Regions from separate parts of the Homo sapiens genome. Here region 2 is linked to region 1. Evidence: chromatin loops called from intact Hi-C (ENCODE). Cell type or tissue: transverse colon. All regions are shown on one strand. Each heading gives the region's core, and the rest is flanking DNA. Links, peaks and the distances in the headings are about the cores only. Region 1 overlaps TPST1 (tyrosylprotein sulfotransferase 1). Region 2 overlaps TPST1 (tyrosylprotein sulfotransferase 1).

Region 1 (11,522 bases), core at 2,342-7,341:
TAGGTAACTAGTGATATCTTTCTTAAATCCCCTTAAAATACCTATAAAGTCATCTGATATAAAGCAAATAGTCAACAAATAAACATCGAAAATGAAACAAGGAACTATGAATAAACAGAAAGAAAGTAATCTGGAACTGATGAAAAAAACTTTGCAATTTCAATCATTGCCTCAAAAAGATATTCTGCAATCAATAAAATAATTACAAAATTCATAGCAGAGAGGAAAAACAGTTTTCCAAGTCTTTGGAAAGAAAGAGTCCTACAGATATTAACTGTTAGAATACTAACAGTAATCAATGACACTAAAAAGAAAAGCCCAGATTTTAAAAAGTCAACTCTGTATTCAAACTTATGTTTCAAAAGCAACATCACAAAGCAGTGACCAAAGATTAATTTACAGCACTGCATTCCCTTACTCACACTCCTACACTCACCCTGCTTCATCTGCAGCCAGCTCTCACTTACACTGTAATGATTCAAATCGATTTGCAACCAAGACTTCTATCCCAATCTCAGACTTGATCATTTAAAGGCTAAGGGACAATTCTATCTGGATGTTCACCGGCATGTTACACTCAACGAACACTAAATGGAACCTACCTTCCCTAGTAAATCTCTTTTACTCTTCCCTTTCCTCCATTGGTCAATGAACCACTTTCTCTCTGATTCTCAAGCTTAAAACCAGGGAACCTTTATGTAGTTTCTCCCTTAACCTCTCCATGAGTAACTGGTAAAGTCCCGTCAATTCTTCCTCCTTCATCTCCCTTTACTTGATTTCCCTCAATTTTTTTCCCTGCTGATAATTACGGAAAAAAAATCAGTTTAATCCTCACCCTCTTCCTTTCTCATATGAACTCCACAGCCTCCTAAATGGTCTGAGTTCTGACTTCTTTCCATCAGTTGAATCACTAACTTGTCTCAGGAATTAGCTTTTTTTTTTTTTTAAGACGGAGTCTCACTCTGTTGCCCAGGCTGGAGTGCAGTGGCACAATCTCGGCTCACTGCAACCTCCACCTCCCAGGTTCAAGCAATTCTCCTGCCTCAGCCTCCCGAGTAGCTGGGATTACAGGCATGTGCCACCACACCCAGCTAATTTTTGCATTTTTAGTAGAGACGGGGTTTCACCATGTTGTCCAGTCTGGTCTCAAACTCCTGACCTCAGGTGATCTACCCACCTTGGCCTCCCAAAACATTGGGATTACAGGTGTTAGCCACCGCTCCCAGCCAGGAACGACCTTTCTAAAATGCAAATATACTTATGATGCTCCCTTGCTTAAACCTCTTCCACAACTTTCTACTTTTTTCAAAAAAATTAAGTCCTCACCATAACGTTAGTACAAGGCCGTTCCTGACCCAGCCCTTGTCTGCTCCCCAGCCTGTTTCACCACCCACCCACCCACCACCCCCACACACTCACCCAGTGCCACTGTCATCCACCTGAAGCATCCCTTCCTTGTTTGAGCCTCCGCATGCACTGCAGCTTTTGCGTGTCTCTCTGCCTGATGACTCTCACTCATCCTTCAACATTCCACTTTAATGCCATCTTTCCTGCGCAGCTTTCCTGAAAGCTCTCTGCCACATACGACACAGGTGTCCTTCCTAGTGCCCTTGTATTTACCCTATATCACATCTCACACTACATGGTTACTTTGTCTGTTTTTCCAGTAGGCTGTGAGCTCCTTGAAACTAGAGCCTTTTGAATGAATTAATGAATTTTAGATTGCCAATAAGGTAATTATGGCTGTAATTAGATTCTATAAGTATAATTAGTTGTGAGTTCTTGGGACATATTGACTATATCTTATCTTTTTCAGTTTCTCCATAGTATATAACAATATACTACAAGCATATTGAGCACTTGATAAATGTGCATTGACTGATCCTGCTAAAACTTTCTCAATAAAAGCCCAGACAGCTAATGCTTTCCTAGGATTAGAACATTACTTTTTTCTTCTGGTTCCAGTGTTATAATATGGTTTGACTACATTTAAAAAAAACTAAAAATACAGAGTTCACCTCCTTTTTTTTTCCTTTGACCCTTGCTCTTCTAATCCACTCCCTTTATTGATCAGTCTATTTCATCTGCCTCTATCATCACTTTGCACTCTTGTTGATGAATGAATCAAAATCTTTTTTGCAATCCCTTACATTGCTGCAACGAAAAATAAGGTAAAGGAACATTTCTGTTCTAGAATTTTACACATAAGGAAACTGAGGCCCAGAAGGAATAAAAAACTTCCTTAATATACTGCTACATGGCAAATTATTTGCCAAGCTGGAACCCAGGTCTGACTGTATACCATGGTACGTCCCAGTCATTATTAGGCTTGGCATGAACAAAAAGCCAGGTATGCAACAATTATGGTGCAAATGAAGTAAATTTAAGACCATCTGCTATTATTTATAAGGCTTTCATTAGCAAATAGTTTTTAAAAATATACTCAGCTTTTGAACTGTATTTTCTCCAGAATTGTCCTATCATGACCACCTCAGATCTAATTAGAATGACAGAAGAAAACTATAAATCCATGTAGCCATTATGCTTTACTTATAAAAATGAGCAGGATGCATATTTGCACACTTTCTGCAAGTCCCTGAAGATTTCATCTGGGAGAGATTAAGAATGGAGAACTAGATTTGGACTCAAGAAATAACAGATATATACGGAGGCTAGAAAGTAGCCTGGCAAATAGCTCTACCTTTCCTGTATATTTTCCAGTTTAGTTTTGCTTTAGCCTAGTCACTCTCATATGAAAGTAGGTTTCCCATGTTTGTTGTGGGAAATTATGCCTCTAGCCCAAAATTACTTGGAGCTGGAATTTTGTGATGTTCTCTATGAAAAGCTGGGCATCAAATATTTGATCAGAAACCACTGCTATGGCCAGGTGCAGTGGCTCATGCCTGTAATCCCAGCACTCTGGGAGGCTGAAGCGGGTGGATCACTTGAGGTCAGGAGTTCGAGACCAGCATGGCCAACATGGCAAAACCCTGTCTCTACTAAAAATACCAAAAAAAAAAAAAAAAAAAAATTAGCCAGGCGTGGTGGTACATGCCTGAAGTCCCAGCTACTCAAGAGGCTGAGGCAAAAGAATTGCTTAAACCGGGGAGGCAGAGGTTGCTGTGAGCTGAGATTGCGCCACTGCACTCCAGCCTAGATGACAGAGCCAGACTCTGCCTCAAAATAAAATAAAATAAAATAAAACACTATAATAACAATTTTTTTTTTTTTTGAGATGGAGTCTTGCTCTGTCACCCAGGCTGGAGTGCAGTGGTGCAATCGCAGCTCACTGCAAGCTCCACCTCCCAAGTTCATGCCGTTCTCCTGCCTCAGACACCCAAGTAGCTGGGACTACAGGCGCCCGCCACCACACCCAGCTAACGTTTTTGCATTTTTAGTAGAGATGGGGTTTCACCTGTGTTAGCCAGAATGGTCTTGATATCCTGACCTTGTGATCTCCCCGCCTCAGCCTCCCAAAGTGCTGGGATTACAGGCGTGAGCCACCGCGCCCAGCCCTATAATAGCAATTTCTGTGGGCAAAACTGAACTTTCATTGTCTTGTTATACCTTTCCAATAATTATAAAAACATATCACATGTACAACCATGTACTGTTATTTAATTTTTACAGGGTAGAAAATTCTTACTCATACATTTCAATTAAATGTTACATACATTAAATGAGCATATAAATGAGTATGATTTATCATCTGCCTTCAAAGAACTAGTAGCTTAGCAAGGAGAGAAGAAAAGAAACTAACCATATATGCCATGATAAAATAATAAAAAGAGCATACAAAAGGCATGAACAAAGACATACAGGCATTTCAAGGAAGGATCACATCCATAGGCTCAGAAAAGGCTACACGAAGAAAATGACATTAGAATGAATCTTAAGGGGGACCGGGTACAGTGGCTCACACCTATAATCCCAGCATGTTGGGAGGCCAAGGCGGGCAGATCACTTGAGGTCAGGGGTTTGAGACCAGCCTGACCAACATGGTGACACCTTGTCTCTAATAAAACACAAAAATTATCTGGGCATGGTGGTGGGTGCCTGTAATCGCAGCTACTCAGGAGGCTGAGGCAGGAGAATTGCTTGAATCCGGGAGGCAGAGGTTACAGTGAGCCAAGATCGTACCACTTCACTCCAGCCTGGGCGACAGGGTCAGACTCCATCTCAAAAAAAAGAAAAAGGCCAGGCGCGGTGGCTCACACCTGTAATCCCAGCACTCTGCGAGGCCGAGGCGGGCGGATCACAAAGTCAGGAGATCAAAACCATCCTGGTCAACATGGTGAAACCCCACCTCTACTAAAAATACAAAAAATTAGCCAGGCATGGTGGCACACGCCTGTAGTCCCAGCTACTCGGGAGGCTGAGACAGGAGAATTGCTTGAACCCAGGAGGCAGAGCCGAGATCACACCAGTGCACTCCAGCCTGGGCGACAGAGCAAGACTCCATCTCAAACAAACAAACAAACAAACAAATAAATAAATAAATGATGTGTTAGATTCAAAGACCAAACAGGCTGAAAGCAAAACAAAGGGAAAAGATATATCATGCAAACAGCAAACTATACAATGTCAGATACAATGCACTTTAAGACAAAAATTGTTACCACAAAAGAGACAAAAAAGACATTTTATAAGAGGGAAAATCCAACAATTCATCAAAAAAATACAATTATAAACATATATGCAAATAACAACAGAGCCCTAAAATACATGAAGCAAAAACTGACAGAATTCAAGTGAGAAATAGACAATTTAACAATAACAGTTGGAGGCCTCACTATCCCACTTTCACTAATGGATAAAGCAACTAGACAAAATATCAGCAAGGAAATAGAAGACTACAATACTACAAATCAACTAGATCTAACAAATATCTATACAAGCCTCCAAGCAACAATGGCAAAATATATATTGTTCTCAAATGACATGGAACTTTCTCTAGGATAGACCATGTGTTAGGCTTTCGAACAAGTCCCAATATATTTAAACCACTGAAAACATATAAAGTATATTCTCTGACCAAAATGAAATAAAATTAAAAAACAATAACCAAAAAAAAAGTTTGGGAAATTTACAAATATGTGGAAATGAAATACCACCCTCCTAAATAACCAATGAGCAAAAAAAGAAAACATTAGGAATATTACAAAATACTTTGAGTTGAAAGTACAAAACTCATGGGATGCAGCAAAAGCAGTGCTATGAGGGAATTTATAGCGTAAACACCTGTATTAAAAAAGATTGCAAATCAACAACCTAACTTTCTCCCTTAAGAAACTAGAAAAAGAGCAAACAGGGCTGGGTGCAATGGCTTACGCCTGTAATCCCAGCACTTTGGGAGGCTGAGGCACGCAGATCACGAGGTCAGGAGATTGAGACCATCCTGGCTAACATGGTGAAACTTCGTCTCTACTAAAAATACAAAAATTAGCTGGGCGTGGTGGCAGGCACCTGTAATCCCAGCTACTCGGGAGGCCGAGGCAGGAGAATCACTTGAACCTGGGAGGTGGAGGCTGCAGTGAGCCAAGATCGCGCCACTACACTCCAGCCTGGGCGACAGAGCAAGACTCCGTCTCAAAAAAAAAAAAGAAAAAGAGCAAACAAGACCAAAACCATCAGAAAGAAGGAAATAATAAAGACTACAGTGAAATAAATAAAACAGAAAATAGAACAGAGAAAATCAACAAAACCAAAAACTGGTTCTTTGAAAAGATCAGCAAAATTAACAATCTTTTAGCTAGACCGACCAATAACAAAAGAGAGAAGACTCAAATTATGAAAATCAGTAATGAAAAGGAGACGTAACTACCAACCCTACAAAAATAAAAGTGATCATAAACAAGCATAATCCAACAAAGTAATCTAGATAAAATGGACAAATTTCTAAAAGATACAAACTACTAATACTGACTCAAGAAAATATTAAAAATCTGAATAAATCTATAACAAAGCAAGTGAAAGAGTAATTTAAAATTTTCCACAAAGAAAAACCAGGACATTGGCCGGGCGCGGTGGCTCACATCCCAGCACTTTGGGAGGCCAAGGCGGGCGGATCACAAGGTCAGGAGATCCAGACCATCCTGGCTAACACGGTGAAACCCCGTCTCTACTAAAAATACAAAAATTAGCCAGCCGTCGTGGCGGGCGCCTGTAGTCCCAGCTACTTGGGAGGCCGAGGCAGGAGAATGGCGTGAACCCAGGAGGTGGAGCTTGCAGTGAGCCGAGATCGTGCCACTGCACTCCAGCCTGGGCGACAAAGCGAGACTCCGTCTCAAAAAAAAAAAAAAAGAAAGAAAAAGAAAAACCAGGACAAGATGGCTTCACTAGTAAATTCTATCAAAAGTTAAAAAAAAAAATTGACACTAATTCTTCTTAAAAATATATATTAGGAGGCTGGGCGCGGTGGCTCACGCCTGTAATCCCAGCACTTTGGAGGCCGACGCGGGCGGATCACGAGGTCAGGAGATCGAGACCATCCTGGCTAACATGGTGAAACCCCATCTCTACTAAAAATACAAAAAATTAGCTGGGCGTGGTGGCAGGCACCTGTAGTCCCAGCTACTCAGGAGGCTGAGGAAGGAGAATCGTGTGAACCCAGGAGGCAGAGCTTGCAGCGAGCCGAGATCGCGCCACTTCACTCCAGCCTGGGCGACAGAGCAAGGCTGCATCTCAAAAAATATATATATATACATATATATAATATTAGGGTCAGGTATGGTGGCTCACACCTGTAATCCTAACACTTTGGGAGGGGAGGTTGAGGTGGGCAGATCATGAGGTCAAGAGATGGAGACCATCCTGGCCAACATGGTGAAACCCCGTCTCTACTAAAAATACAAAAATTAGCCGGGCTTGGTGGCACGTGCCTGTAGTTCCAGCTACTCAGGAGGCTGAGGCAGGAGAATGGCTTGAACCCGGGAGGCGGAGGTTGCAGTGAGCCAAGATCGCGCCACTGCACTCCAACCTGGTGACAGAGAGAGACTCCATCTCAAAAAACATATATATATAAATATATTTAATATAATATAGATTAATATATTAAATATATATTTAAAACATATTAATATTTATATAGTTAATGCATATATCTTATAAATTATTTAGTGTAATATATAATATATATTATATAAAATGTATATCTATAAAAATATATATTTTAACCAATAAAAATATACATATAAATATATAATACATATTTAAAAACATATTAAATGCATATTATATATTTATATATATATTTTTGTTGGTGGCTTTTTTTTTAGGCAGGGTCTCACACTGTCGCCCAGGCTGGAGTGCAGTGGCAGGATCTCGCCTCCCCTCCCAGGTTCAAGAGATCCTCCTGCCTCAGCCTCCCAAGCAGCTGGTACTACAGGTGTGTGCCGCCATGCCATGCTAATTTTCATATTTTTTTATAGAGACGGGCTTTCATCATGTTACCCAGGCTGGTCTTGAACCCCTGGGCTCAAGCAATCTGCCTGCCTTAGCCTCCCAAAGTGCTGGAATTACAGGCATCAGTCACTGCACCAGCAACACCAATTCTTAACGACACTTCCGAACTCATTACATATACAGCCAATTTTAGTTGGATTTTGAAACCAAAAACACTACAAAAATAAATTGCAGCTCACTATTTATAAATAAATATAATTTATATTTATACTTATAAATACTTTAAAATTACAAAAAAATTAGTAAATATTAATAGTTAATATAGGGTAATAGTATATATTACTCTAAAAATGAAATAAAGGAGGACAATATTATATATGATTGTCTTTATTATGTGCTCAAAATAGATATTTCTATTCTATATAATATGAATCTATAAAGACAGAAAATAGATTAGTGGTTGCCTAGGGATGGAGAGGATGAAGAGTAGGAGAGTTGAGGATAATGGCTAAGGAGTGTGTGGTATGGTTTTTTTGTGGGTAGTAAAAATGTTCTAAAATTGATTGTGGTAATGATGTACAACTATATGAATATACTAAAAGTAAATGAATTTTACACTTTAAATGGTTGAACATGTGGCATGTGAATTATATCTCAATAAAGCTGTTATGAAACAAAAGGCAGGCTGGGAGCTACATGCTCCTTCTCAGGTGACTGTCTACTAAAACATAAAGTTTAAATATGATCTATAACTCCTAATATCCAAAATGTCCAAGATACAGTCAAAAGTCATTCATCGTAGCAAGAACCAGGAAAACCACAATTTGAATGAGAAAAGACAATTAACAGATGCCAACAACAGGATGAATCAGATGTTGGAATGATCTGACAGAGATTTTAAAGTAGCCATTATTCTTTTTTTTTTTTTTTTGAGATGGAGTCTCACTCTGTCTCCCAGGCTGGAGTGCAGTGGCACGATCTCCGCTCACTGCAAGCTCCGCCTCCTGGGTTCGCGCCTCAGCCTCCCAAGTAGCTGGGACTACAGGCACCCGCCACCAAGCCTGGCTAATTTTTTTTATTTTTAGTAGAGACGAGGTTTCACCGTGTTAGCCAGGATGGTCTCGATCTCCCGACCTCGTGATCTGCCCGCCTCGGCCTCCCAAAGTGCTGGGATTACAGGCGTGAGCCACCGCGCCCAGCCTATTGTTTAACAAGCCATTACATACACTCTTTAAACAAATGACAAAATAGAAAATCTCACCAAAGAAGTAGAATAGACAAAAAACCCAATAAAAATTATAGAACTGAAAAACAACCAAAATAATAACTCGGTGGGTTAGCTCAACAGCAGAATGAATATAACACAGGTAAGAATCAATAAACTTGAAACAAGAATTACCCAATCTAAACAACAGACAAAAAAATAAGACTGGAAAAAAATTAAAAGAAAATAGTGCCTTACGTCCTGTGAGACAGTAACAAAAGATCTAACATTCAGTCACAGAATGAAAGGAGACAGAGAGTGGTACTGAAAAATTATTCTAAGAAGTGACTGAAAACTTCTCAGATGTGGTAAAAGACAAATCTGCAGCTCAAGAAATTAAGAGAACTCCAAACAGAAAAACCCAAAGAAATTCGTGCAGACACATCATAATTTAACTTCTGAAAACTAAAGACAAAGAAAAAACCTCTAAAGCAGTTGGGGAGAAAGGATGTTACCTATAAGAAAATGAATTCTAATGACAGGGTTTCTTATCTGAAAAAAGTTTCTCAACATTTCTCAAATGTTAAAAGCAAAGAACTGTCAACCACAAATCCTATAAAAAGAAACAGCTGACAAAATCTTAAGAAAAAACAAAGAACAAAAGATTCCATGGTTTATATCTAAGCCCTGAGAAATCAGAAAATAGAAAATGCACTGAGGTCGGGCGCAGTGGCTCACACCTCAGCACTTTGGGAGGCCAAGGTGGGGGAATCACTTGAGGTCAGGCGTTCGAGACCAGCCTGGCCAACATGGTGAAACCCCGTCTCTACTAAAAATACAAAAATTAGCTGGGCCTGGTAGCGGGAGCCTGTAATGCCAGCTACTTGGGAGGCTGAGGCAGGAGAATCTCTTGAACCCGGGAAACGAAGGTTGCAGTGAGCCGAGATCATATCATTGCACTCCAGCCTGGGCGACAGAGTAGGACTCTGTCTCAAAAAAAAAAAAAAGAAAAAAGAAAAGAAAATACACTGATATCAATATATGAGCAATCACAGGTGCTTCCTACAACAGTGCTTAAATACATGGGAATTATTTATTTCTTCCTACCCATCACCAATCCCAGTGAGATTCATTTAGGTATAGGGCTTGCTTAAGGCATATTCCTTACTTCCTTAATTTTCTTAGTTAAAAAGAAATTGTTATGCCACTGTTCAAGATCTTTTATCAAATTGACAGTTTTTGTTCTAGTTAAAAATTCCAAAGCTCATGAGCCTAAAATCAAGAGCTATTTGTTTTAAAAAGATACAAGATCGATATACCTTAATCGTATGAAATAAAGTCTATTTTAAATAGTATCTTCTAAAGACAAAGCCTGAATAAACCTCTGTAGTAACTGTCACAGCTTAACCACCTTAAAAGCCAAGACATTACAGAGCAAATAATATTTATATTAATCCACTCTAATTTATAAAGATTGTTTCGGGGTTTTTTTGTTTGTTTCTTTTTGAGGCAGAGTCTTGCTCTGTCGCCAGGCTGGAGTGCAGTGGTGCAATGTTGGCTCACTGCGACCTCCGCCTCCCGGGTTCAAGGGATTCTCCTGCCTCAGCCTCCAGAGTAGCTGGGACTACAGGCACCCACCACCATGCCCAGCTAATTATTGTATTTTTAGTAGAGACCAGGTTTCACCACGTTGACCAGGATGGTCTCCATCTCTTGACCCCGTGATCCCCCTGCCTTGGCCTCCCAAAGTGCTGGGATTACAGGCATGAGCTACTGCGCCCGGCAAGACTGTGTGTTTTTAAAACAAGAATGACTACGCATATTTGACCAGTGACTTGTTAAGCAGGAAAGAAAGAAACAGCTGGTCAGTTTGCAAAATCATGAGTTCAAGCTCTGTTTTATATCACTTATCAACTGATTTATTCAACCAACTTTTATCAAGTTTCTAAAATGTATCAAGTACTGTGCAAGGCAGTGATGAAAAGATAAATAAGGCATGGTTTCAGACTTCAAGGAATTCCTTAGCTATAAAAATGGACCAGCCGGGCGTGGTGGCTCACACCTGTAATCCCAGCACTTTGGGAGGCTGAGGTGGGCAGATCACCTGAGGTCAGGAGTTCGAGACCAGCCTCAATATGGAGAAACCCCGTCTCTACTAAAAATACAAAATTAGCTGGGCGTAGTGGTGCATGCCTGCAATCTCAGCTACTCAGGAGGCTGAGGCAGGAGAATTGCTTCAACCTGGGAGGCGGAGGTTGCGGTGAGCCAAGATCGCGCCATTGCACTCCAGCCTGGGCAACAAGAGCGAAACTCCATCTCAAAAAAAAAATAAAAATAAAATAAAAATAAAAATGGACCCAGCAGATATAATTTAAATAAAATGTGATAACTCCTTTAATAGGTAAATGTACACAGTACCAGGAAAGCAAGAAACTATGTCAACAAAGGCAATATTTATCCTGGTGTGTGTGTGTGTGTGCGCGCGCGTGTGTGTGGCAGACAGACAGACGGTCTCACTCTGTCACTCAGGCTGGAGAGCAATGGCATGATCATAGCTCACTGCAGCCTCAAACTCCTGGGCTCAAGCAATCCTCCTGCCTCAGCCTTCTACATGGCTGGAACTACAGGCATGTGCCATCACATGTGCCTGGCTAGTTTTTTCCTATTTTGTAGAGACAGGGATCTTGCTATGTTGCCCAGGCTGATCTCAAACTCCTGGTCTCAAGCAATCCTCCCACCTCAATCTGCCCAAACTCTGGGATTACAGGTGTGAGCCACCACACCCAGCTGTCCTGATATTTAAAGGATGAGTTACTACTATTGTTCTTCAGGGTTCTATCACTCCCTCTTTGGGCTCTCAGCCCAGTTCTCAGTCCTAGATACCTATCACCATCTCATGGGAAGCATCTTTAAA
Region 2 (11,522 bases), core at 2,112-7,111, 51 kb before region 1:
GCTGAATTTTGTCAAATGCCTTTTCTGCATCTATTGAGGTGATCATACGATTTTTGTCCTTCATTCTGTAAATGTGGTATATCGCATTTATTAATTTGCATTATTTTGAATCACCTTTGTATCCCAAATATAAGTCCCATTTGATTATGGTGAATGATCCTTATAAATGTGCTGATGAATTTTGTTTCCTAATATTTTGTTGAGGATTTTTGCATCTATATTCACCAGAAATACTGGCTTCTAATTTTCTTTTCTTGTAGAATATCAATACTTTTTTCCCCCAGAAGAAATTGAACAATCTATTTAATATACATATGGAAGAAAAATAAGCCAAGAATCTTACATCCAGGAAAAATGACTTGTAAAAGTATAAAAGGCACAGAGCAGCTGTTATCAAAGTTACAAACTCAGAGAATATTGTTCCCACAGACACTTTCTGAAGAATCTACTAGAGTGTATGTCAGCAAATTTTTTCTGTAAAAGACTAGACAGCAAATAGTTTAGGCTCTATAATCCAAAGAATAATCTGTTGCGTATTCTCTTTTTAGAATTTTTACAATCCTTTGAAAATGTCCTAAAATGAAAAAAAAAAATCCTAAAATGTAGGGATGAATGGCTAAAGAAATGGTGATACATATACGATATGGATATGGATATATACATATATATGGATTAATATATACTCACAATGAAATATTATGCAGCCTTTAAAAAGGAGACACTGCCATTTGTAACAACATGGATAAACCTGGAGGACATTATGCTAAGTGAAATAAATTAGACACAGAAAGACAAATACTGTATGATCTCACTTATATGCAGAATCTAAAAAAGTAAAACACATCAAAGCAGAGTAGGATGGTGGTTACCAGGGGCAGAAATGGGAGGAAATGGGGAGATGTAGGTCAAAGGGTACCAACTTGCACTGATATAAAATAAACAAGCCAGGCACGGTGGCTCACGCCTGTAATCCCAGCACTCTGGGAAGCTGAGGCGGGCAGATCACGAGATCAGGAGATCAAGATGATCCTGGCTAACAGGGTGAAACCCCGTCTCTACTAAAAATACAAAAATTAGCCGGGCGTGGCGGCGGGCACCTGTAGTCCCAGCTGATCACTAAGCTCAGCTGAGCATGTACTATCTTGTCACACCAGATGTTATCATACCAGGTAGCAAGGAAGCTATCAGACACAACTGAGGTCACAGCAAAAGTACTCAGGAGGCAATGTGTAGAAGCATCTAGTGGCCAGAGAAGGAACAATTTGAACTCAATAAAAATGCTAATTGCAACAGATAGAAACATATAAAATTGGTCTCTTGGGAAGATGAAAAGGAACCAAACCATTATCTTGAAAACTGGCCCCAAAAAAGCAAAAGAATCAAGTATTTATTATGCTTTTTGTATATGAAAAGCTGTAACCCTGGGCAACCAAAAAATATAGAGGCAAGGATATGTCTCTTCATAAAATTGTTCCAAGTAAGATGTAGAAAAGAGATCAGAATTAGAATATCAGCACTTTACAATAGTCAACAAATTGATGAATCTAGGCACTGAGGATCAATGGCTGCTAAAATCACAAGAAAAATGACAACCACACATAATGTATATAGCCTCACCAAATAAGACCTTGAGTGTGATTAAGCCTCTGGGCTCAGCGATCAATTTACAGGAAGTAGAGAATTCAGAAGAACATGCTGGATAATCAGCAGTTCGATTGCAAAACTGCACAATTTTCCAATCAGCAAAATTCAGATTGTGAATAACTTTACAGGCTAAATAGCTTGGGTTCTTCAAAAAATAGTGTATGGTAAAGAAAGGAATGGATCACTTGGAAATCTGTCGATTAAAAGAGAAGACTTGTCAAATTATTTTTAATGAGTAAGAATAAGCTACAATGTCTAAATGCACATTTGGGTAATAAAAGTATAAAGAAGCAGAGTAAGTGATTTCTAAAGGTGCCAAAATAGTGGATAGTTTGGGAGAAGAGGAGGGGACTTAGTTTGGGATAGGGTACATGAAAAAGCTTCTGGACTGACTGATATGGTTCTATTTCTTAACATGGGTAATAGTTATAAGAGTGTTTGCCTTATAAAAATTCATTAAGGTAATTTTTAAAATAGTCCTTCCAGTGGTCTACAAGGTCCCACATAAAATAACCTGACCTTCACACACTCCCTTGTTCACTCTACTCCAGTCCTATTGACATCTTTGTAGGTCCTTGACTAGGCCAGGCGTGGTCTCTTGATAGCTACTTTACTGTGACTCTTCTCTCTGCCTGGAGCACTCCTTCCTGTAATATCTACTTGGCTAACTCCCTCACCTCCTTTGAGACTTTGCTCAGATATCACCTTCTCAATGAGACTACTAACTTTATAATCTGACCTTCAAAATCCTCTGGGCCCTGGTCCCCTTTACTTTCCTCTGTTTTTCCTTTTTTCCACTATAACCTTCTAATATGCTATATGTTTTTATCATGTTTTTTGTATTGCCCCCTCCCCCACCATGAGACCGTAGGATACATGATGGCTGGAATTTTTGCCTGCTTTGTTGACTTGCTCTCCTACAGTTCTCTACTCAAATATCACCTTACCAATGAGTCCTTCCCTGACAATTCCTACATCCCAGCTCTTGGCAACCTCCTATTCCCTGCTTTATTTCTTATTTCAAAGCGCTTATTACCATCTGACAAACTAAACATTCAACTCCTTCTTTTTTAAAAAATGAGATGGCTCTAAATGTTTTGTCTGTTAACTGCTGGAATATTACTGGGCATATAATGGATGCTTAGTAAAAACATGTTGAGTGCAGTCTTTACTATATCTAGGTAGTGTTTTTCCTGTTCCTTCTTAAGAGCTTTTATTATGAATGACAACTGAATTGTACCCAGAGCCTTTTCAGCACTGAATGATATGATCATATGGTTTTCTCCTTTAATTTATTGATGTAGTACATTCTGTTGACAGATTTTTCTAGTAGTGAACTATTCTTTTGTTGCTGAAATAAAAACTATTTGGTCATAATAGCTGATCAGTTTTTGCTACACTGCTGAATTCTATTTACTGGTATTTTATTTATGGTTTTAGCATCTGCATGCATAAGAAAACTAATCTAAAGTTTTCTTTTATGTAATTTCTATTGGGTTCTGACATTAAATCATAGCTTTGGAAAATGAATGGGGAGTTTTCCATCTACTAAAATAGCTTAAATAGCATCGGACTCATCTGTTCTCCACTGATTAGAAATAATTCAGTTGTGTATCATCTCTTCCTTTTTAAATGATATCTCTTAATCACCGTTTAATCTCTTTGGTGCTAATCAACCTACTGAAGCTCTCCATCTATCTTCAAAAATCAGCCACTGTTTCTAGACTTTCAAATGTATTACAAATGTACTTTCTTGTATTCTCCTATCATTTTTTAAAAATGTCTTTTATAGGCCGGGCGTGGTGGCTCACGCCCTGTAACCTCAGCACTTTGGGAGGCCAAGGCAGGCGGATCACCTGAAGTCAGGAGTTCAGCCTGGCCAACATGGTGAAATCCTGTCTCTACTAAAAATACAAAAATTAGCTAGGCGTGGTGGCGCGTGCCTGTAATCCCAGCTACTCAGGAGGCTAAGGCAGGAGAATCAATTGAACCTGAGAGGCAGAGGTTGCAGTGAGCCAGGCACTCCAGCCTGGGCAACAGAGTAAGATTCTGTCTCAAAAAAAAAAAAATCGTTTACAGTTGTGATTATTTCTCTTTCCTCATCCTTTATGATACATATTCACTTTTATTTTCATCAATATTGCAAAGGGTTTACATTTCTACTGACCATCCCAAAGAATTGATTTTGGTTTTTATTTATCCTATTCTATTTTTCTCTATTTTATTAATTTCAGCTTTGATCTGTGTTGATTTTAGGACCCAATACCCTGACTCCTTTCTGTAAGATATCATTCCACTGTCTTAAATTCCGATATGTTTGGATCTATTTCTTATTCTGTTCTTTGCCACTGAGTAAGACACATCAACCTTGAGTCATATAGTAGATTTCATTATTAAAGTGCTGAGGAAGGTCTCATTAGAAAATCTAAGAGGGGTATCAACAGCAGCATTAAACTGGAGGTTCCATAAGGCATATATAGTTGAAGGCTAAACTATGGCATATTTTAAAAAGTAGCCACCTTGGCCGGGTGCAGTGGCTCACACCTGTAATCCCAGCACTTTGAGAGGCTGAGGTGGGTGGATCACTTGAGGTCAGGAGTTCAAGACCAGCCTGGGCAACATGGCAAAACCTCATCTCTACTAAAAATATAAAAATTAGCTGGGCGTGGTGGCACATGCCTGTAATCCCAGCTACTTGGGAGGCTGAGGTAGGAGAATCACTTCAGCCCGAGAGGAGGAGGTTGCAGTGAGCCAAGACTGTACCACTGCACTCCAGCCTGGGTGATAGATGGAAACCCTGTCAAAAAAAAAGGACGAAAGGAAGGAAGGAAAGGAAGGAAAGGAAGGAAAGAAGGAAAGAAAGAGAAAAAGTAGCCATCTAATCTAACCTCATTGCTACATGTACAATATGTGTATGCATTTCTGCCACACCCCCTCCCCCAATATATGTTCCATAAGGGCAGGAATTTTTGTTTTGTCTGCTGCTCCATCTTATGCGCCCAGGATGATTCTAGGTACATAATGGAAGTTTAACAAATATTTGTTGAATAAATGAATAACTGTGGAAAGCTCTAATTTTTCAGATAAAATCAGCATTTCTAGCTTCAGATTAATAGTTAGCATAAGGTCAAAAAAATCTCTTTCCTCCACTGTTTACCCTTTCTCTCCCCTGTTTCTCGGTCATATCTCAGTACTTATTCTGCAATTTGGGGATGAAAGCAGTTCTGCTGTGGTTTTGTCTCTGGTTGTTTTATTCTCTCTGTGTAGCAACATCTTGGTGTTTGGCCAGTCCTGCATTCTTTGTAAGAACAAATCTGATTTTTTTTTTTTATGGCCTACAAATGGTTGCAAAAACACTGACATTTCATTTCTCAAAAGTCCCCTTACTGACTCATCCTGCTCTGGTCCTCCAGCGTGAAATAACAGAACCAATTTGGTTAAATGTTGCTAATAATTACCCTAAGCACATTCTGCACTTCAAGAATAACATACATGACCAAATATTTAAACATTGGCTAAAATGCAATAGGGTAATCAACAGACTCATCAGTAGACCTGTTTTTATGTTTATGTCTCAAAGGAGAATTGTTTAACATGTTTATATCTTAATGCTTTTAACAGTTACAAAAATGAAACTATAATTGAATTTCCTTTTAGGATGATTGAACTTGATAATATTATACATCCTTGATTTCAATAACACTGACAGAGCAATCAAGATTTTTTTTAAGATCCTAAAAATTATCTTTCATAATATGGAGTATACACAGATCTTAACAGCAACACTGTCTGAAGTGTGTAACTCAAAATTTTATATATACAGCCATGTAACCACCACCTAGATAGGACAGTGATCATTTCTAGCCCCTCAACAGTCTCTTTTGTGTTGCCTCCCAGTCAGCCCCCTAGAATAACCACTATTCTAACTACTATCACAAAAGATTGGTTTTAGCTACTTTTGAACTTCATATAAATGGAAACCTACAGTATATACTTATTTGCAGCTGGCTGTGTACACTTAGTATATTTCTGAGCTTCAACCATGTTGTATGTATCACTGGTTTGCTTCTTTTTATTGCTGAGTAATATCTAATTGCATGAATATAATGTATTTTATTTATACATCCCCCTGTTGATAGGTACTTGGATCCATTTCTAGCTTTCAGCTATTACTATGAATAGTGCTGCTATAAATATTCTTCTGTAAGTCTTTTAGTGTAATTTTTAAAGTGTATAACTTCTTTATGTTGTGAATATATGTAGGAGTGGATTTGTAGGGTTATAAGCTAGGCATGTTTTGCTAAGTAGCCATAATATATAGTTTCCCCAAATGGTTATACTAGTTTAACTCCTACCAACATTATCCTTGCCATTACTCTGTAATGTCCATTCATTTAATATTAACCATTCTGGTGAATATAGAGGGGTATCTCACTGTGGTTTTAAACTGCATTCCCTATGGACTAATAATACTAAGCCTACTTTTTTTTTTTTTTAGTAGAATTAGACTGGTGAAAAGATCTCACCTTGCTAATTTACTCAAAAATTATATACTGAAATATGGGAAATGTGCAGGGCTCCTGAAAGTGAAGAGGAGAGAAAAATATGGTTTCATCCTTCCTGTCCTCTGGCAGTTGATTATTGGACGGTCTCCTTTTTCTGGGAACCAGCTTGGGCCAGTGCTAAGTTAACCGATGTAGTTAACTTGACCCATGTTCTTTATTCTTTCATGCAGATTTGAGTTACCATCTAGTGCATCTTGATTTCAGCTGGAAGAATTCCCCTTAGCATTTGTTGTAGGCAGGTCTGCTAGCTACAATTCTCACAGTTTTGGTTTATGAGGAATATCTTCTTTCTCTTTCATTTCTCAAGGGGAGTTTTGCCAGATATGGTAGTTTTTGCTGGGCTTTTTCCTTTCAGGGATGTGAGTACATCAACCCATTGCCTTCTGGGCACCATAGTTACTGGTGAGAAGTCTGCTGTTCATCTTACTGAGGTTACCCTGTACATGATGAGCTGCTTTTCTCTTGCCGCTTTAAAGATTCTATCTTTGGCTTTCAACAGTTTGATTATGATGTGTCTAGCTGTGAATCTCTGGTTTTATCCTGCTTGGAGTTTACTGAGCTTCTTGTATGCATAAATGCATGCTTTTCCATCAAATTTGGGGTTTTAGCCACTATTTCACTTCCCTTTCCCTTTTTTTCTTTTTTCTTTTTTTTTTTTTTGAGACAGGGTTCCACACTGTCGTCCAGTCTGCAGTGCAGTAGTGCAATCACAGCTCACTGCAGCCATGGCCTCCTGGGCTTAAGTGATCCTCCAACCTCAGCCTCCTGAGTAGCTGGGACTACAGGCACATGTCATCACGTATGGTTAATTTTTGTATTTTTTGTAGAGACAGGGTTTCACGCTGTTGCGCAGGCTGGTCTCAAACTCTTGGGCTCAAGAGACCTGCCTGTTTTGGTCTCCCAAAGTTCTGGGATTACAGGCATGAGCCACTGCACCTGGCCCATTATTTCTTCAAATATCCTTCTGCCCCACCATCTCTCCTCTCCTTCTGAGATTCCTGTCATGTGTATGTTGGTACACTTGATGGTATCCCACAGGTCTCTTTAGGCTCTATTTATATTTCCTAATTACTTTTTTCCTTTTCTGTTCTTCAAATTAGATAAAGTCAATAGAACTACCTTCAAATTTCTTTCTTCTTCCTGTTCAAATCTCCTGATGGGCCCTAGAAGCAAATTTTTCATTTCAGTTACCATGCTTGTCTATCTGGTTTAGTTCATAATTTCTATCTTTTTGTTGATATTCTCAATTGGTGAGACACTGTTCTCAAACTTTCAGTTAGGTTTTTGGGTTTTTTGTTTTGTTTTGTTTTGTTTAAGATATGGTTTTCTTTAGCTCTTGAAGAATTATTTTAAATAGCTAATATAAAGTGTTTGTCTAGAAATTCTAACGTCTGGGCTTCCTCAGGGACAATTTCTATTCATGGCTTTTTTTCTTGTTGTGTTTCATATCTTACACTTTTTTGTTAAACACTAGACATTTTAAATCTTATAATGTGGCAACTCTGGGAATCAGATTCTCTCCCCTCTCCAGAATTTTTTGTTGCTGCTTATTGTTGTAGTTGTTTGTTTCAAGACTTATCAAAACTAATTCTGTAAAATCTGTATTCCTTGTTATGTGCAGTCACTGGAGTCTCTATTCTGTTAGCTTAATGGCCAGCTAACAACTGAACAGACTGCCTTAAATGCTTGGAACCAAAAAACCTGTCTGTCTTTGCAGAAGGGCTCTGGGTAGGTTTGGGATACACCTTCACTACTTAGCCAGGTAGCTTCTAACTCTGCCTTAGGCTTCACTTCCTGCTTTCACAGAGCCTCAAGATCAGCGAGAGGTAGAAGTCTTCCCTGGGCATGCATACAGTCCTTGCCAAGCATGTGGCCTTCTACATTCTTGGGAATATGTGAAGCTTTTCAAAGCTCTCATAGACATCTCATTCCCAATCTCTGCTCCTAGGCTCTTTAGTTAGTCTACTGTTTGCCCCCATTGTTATTTCTTGATTCAGGAAGCAATGACTAAATTATTTGTCTGTAAATGTTTCTTGATAACTACTGTCCTCCCCGATCTCAGAAGTAGGGCAGTTCTGAGTCAGGAGAAATAGAGACAAGGTTTTGAAGTCATTCATCCAGGGATCCACCTAAGAAGGCAAAACAAATACTTACAATGAGGTCTGTTCTGCTCCCTCCAGTACAGAAACACAGGCTGTTATTTCAGCCCCAGCTGACACATGGAACAGGGAATGGGGCTTGGGTAAGCTCACTATTCTTACTAAGATTCAGCCATTTTTTGTGAATGAGCACTCTTCACACTTTTTTTCAAGTCTTTGGTTAATTTCTAGAGTTCTGAAAAAGTTGATTCTGACAGGTGTTGCCAGTTCTTCTGTCGCTCTTATGGAAGGGTAAAATTTTACACTTCTTTACTGTGCCGCTTTTGCTGATGTCACCCCCAAATAGCAAAACTTTTTAAACCACTTGAAATGCCTCTCTCCTAGCTTCCTAATAAATCAATTTATCAAGCATTTACTTAGAATTTACAATGCTGTGTGGCTAAAAAGATAACAATAACAAACTGCTCGTCCTCAAGTAATATGATAAATTCAACAGTATCAGATTCCAAATGAAACTGTTAGTAATTATGACACTGGAGTGGGTTCGAGAGGAGCAATTTTAAGTGTTCCAGATGGTTCTGAAACCGGTAGCTTGCTTGAAGAAATATTGCCTCAGGTTTTTGTCAGCCTCTACATACTAGGACTCTATAGTGATAAGCAGAATAAATGTGTTACAGAGACTAGTATGAGAAACTGAGCAATTAGGCCAGAAAGAGTTACCACTGCAGAAAACAGAATGTACTAACTGCAGTATGGGAAGAAGAGGGCATAAGAGAGCCCATCTTTTGGCTTTGTGCACAAGCAATCTTGATCCTAGTATTAAATTTTGTCAATACTACAAAACAGCCTTGAAATTGTTCAAGTGTTATGTCCTCAGAGAAACCTTCCCTAATTCCCATCTAAACTGGCACCCCCACCTTTACCCTAAAATATTCTTTTTCCCTTTAACCTGTTTAACAAGGATAATATTTTATTTTATTTTTTTATTTTTTTATTTTTTATTTTTTTATGGAGATGGAGTCTCACTCTGTCACCCAGGCTGGAGTGCAGTGGCACGATCTGGGCTCACTGCAACCTCCACCACTCAGGTTCAAGCGATTCTAGTACCTCAGCCTCCCCAGTAGCTGGGACTACAGGCACATGCCACCACACCTGGCTAATTTTTTTGTATTTTTAGCAGAGATGGGGTTTCACCATGTTGGCCAGGCTGGTCTTGAACTCCTGACCTCAGGTGATCTGCCCACCTCGGCCTCCCAAAGTGCTGGGATTACAGGCATGAGCCACCGCACCCAGCCAAGGATTATATTTTTTAAAATATCTCCCAACACACATTTCCTTATCAGCAAGCAGATTCCCCCTTCCCAGTATCACACCTGCCATCATGCCCAAAGGAAAGTGGAAGAGGAAATGGAAAGTCTACCCGGCCTAGACTTCTGGTGTCTTCATGACAGGAGAAGAGAACAGTGGGAAGGAAGCAGCAGTGACACAAGTCTGTTCTCATCTCCTCTCTCCAGGATAGAGTTCCAAAAGGGAAAAGACATGCTAGGCAGATGGAAGAAAAAGCTAAAAAAACAGGCATCTTTGATCCATCTCCCATTTGGGGTTCTGGGAGGAGACTGCTACACAAGATGACCCTTAATGAAAATGTGGGGGCGGAATCATCAACATAGAAGGGTTAGGAGGAAGGAGGGCATGGATTTAGTTATCCAGAGTTCTCTGGCTCCCACAAGGCATAAAAGGCATCCCAAATTTTCTGTATGCCCAATGAAAGAAGAGGAAGGGAGGTGGGGATTCTGCTAGCAAAATCACTGAAGGACAGGGTTTTGCCCCAGGGGAGGCAAAGAGATTCAGTAACTAAGGGCTATTTGTCTTACTGCCCAGGTCCAGGGCTTAAAGAATATGACACCCAAACCTCAGAGTCAGCATGAGCCAAGGTGAGGCCAGTGAAGCAAGGAGAACCACTGGACCATTTGCTGACCACAGACTGCAACAGCACTTATCAGCAGGACACATTGACCAGGTGGACAGCAATACTATTACTCCAGAGGCCAAGGAGGGCTCAGAGAGAGCAGCACAAGACCACACAGTCACCTCATCTTTACATACACACACCCATATGCCACCTAGGGAACAGACATGGTTCTCCTGGCATGGACACTAGCAGTAATATATGCAGTGGTGGTGGTAGTTGTGGTAAAAATAATAAGAGCTAACACACATTTATAGCACTTAGATGCCAGATACTATCCTAAGCTCTTTACATATTATTAATGCATTTAAACCTTATTAACAACCCTATGACGTAAATGCCATTACTATCACCATTTTACACATGAAGAAAATGAGGCATACAAAGGTTAGGTATCTGATTCAAGGTCCCACAGTCAGTAAGTGGTAAAGCCAAGATCTGAACCCAATATGACAACATATATTTTATGGAAAAATACATGTATTAAATATATTTTTTTAAATATATGAAAAGAATAAACAGAATGTCAGGCACACAAAGACTTTCCTAAAGAATCTAGGTAGTATTCTATGGCTCTGAATCCAGGATAACATAAAGAAATAGGAGATAACACACATAGCCATCAGCTGCCCAAAATTTTAAAAAATTTAAAGGTGAGCACTAATCTATCAAATGATTGTTACTGAACAAAACTGATATACTGGGAAATAAAGCAAACTAGTACATAACTTATAAATGTTTCATGAACACAGCAACACAGTGCTGCCCACACGTGATGAGTTCAGATAATATAAAAGGTTTCAGAAAAAAGTAAAGAGTGCTTATCTTTCAAAGGACCATATTGAAATATCTATAAATGAAAGGCTTCAAAGTAATCCAACCCGAAAGAACCAAAAAAAAAAAAAAAAAGACAATATACGTTGCACAACAATTTTCAAAACACTGGATATTAGGGGCAATGAAGAAGACTGTTTCCCGAGAAATGGGGAAAAAAGTGATCCCCATAATTGCCCCAGCTTACTGCCTTGAGAAAATATCCAGACTGTGGTATAAGAAGGGGGTCCCAGGCAGAGCCCAGCAGACTCTAAGTTGAGAAATGGAGCTGAAAGTCCTGGTTGGAGTTTTCAGGCCAGAGAATCAAAGAGGAGAGAGCTGTATACAGAGAGAATTCTGGAGATGTGCTAAATGGAAAGAACGAATTTACAGGGAACTGTGCCCAGAACTCACATAGAACAAGGAATAGTG

What was found. Hi-C counts contacts between places; a loop is a spot of excess contacts. Peaks named below come from ENCODE experiments on the same cell type or tissue, not always from the same donor. Only the 100,000 strongest peaks of a DNase experiment are listed, where the experiment ranks them.
Region 2: it touches region 1 in a loop (5-fold over the local background); 4 of 110 quality-filtered maps call a loop at or near these places.

The regions. Positions count from the first base shown.
Region 1 is chr7:66,210,557-66,222,078 of GRCh38, reverse strand. All of the region lies in intron 1 of TPST1 (tyrosylprotein sulfotransferase 1), which reads right to left. Among named protein-coding and RNA genes, the nearest start is that of TPST1, 11 kb to the right of the region's middle. In transverse colon, for the core only: no CTCF peak of the experiment used is centred there; no DNase peak of the experiment used is centred there.
Region 2 is chr7:66,260,897-66,272,418 of GRCh38, reverse strand. All of the region lies in intron 2 of TPST1 (tyrosylprotein sulfotransferase 1), which reads right to left. Among named protein-coding and RNA genes, the nearest start is that of TPST1, 61 kb to the right of the region's middle. In transverse colon, for the core only: no CTCF peak of the experiment used is centred there; no DNase peak of the experiment used is centred there; H3K27ac peaks cover 880 bases.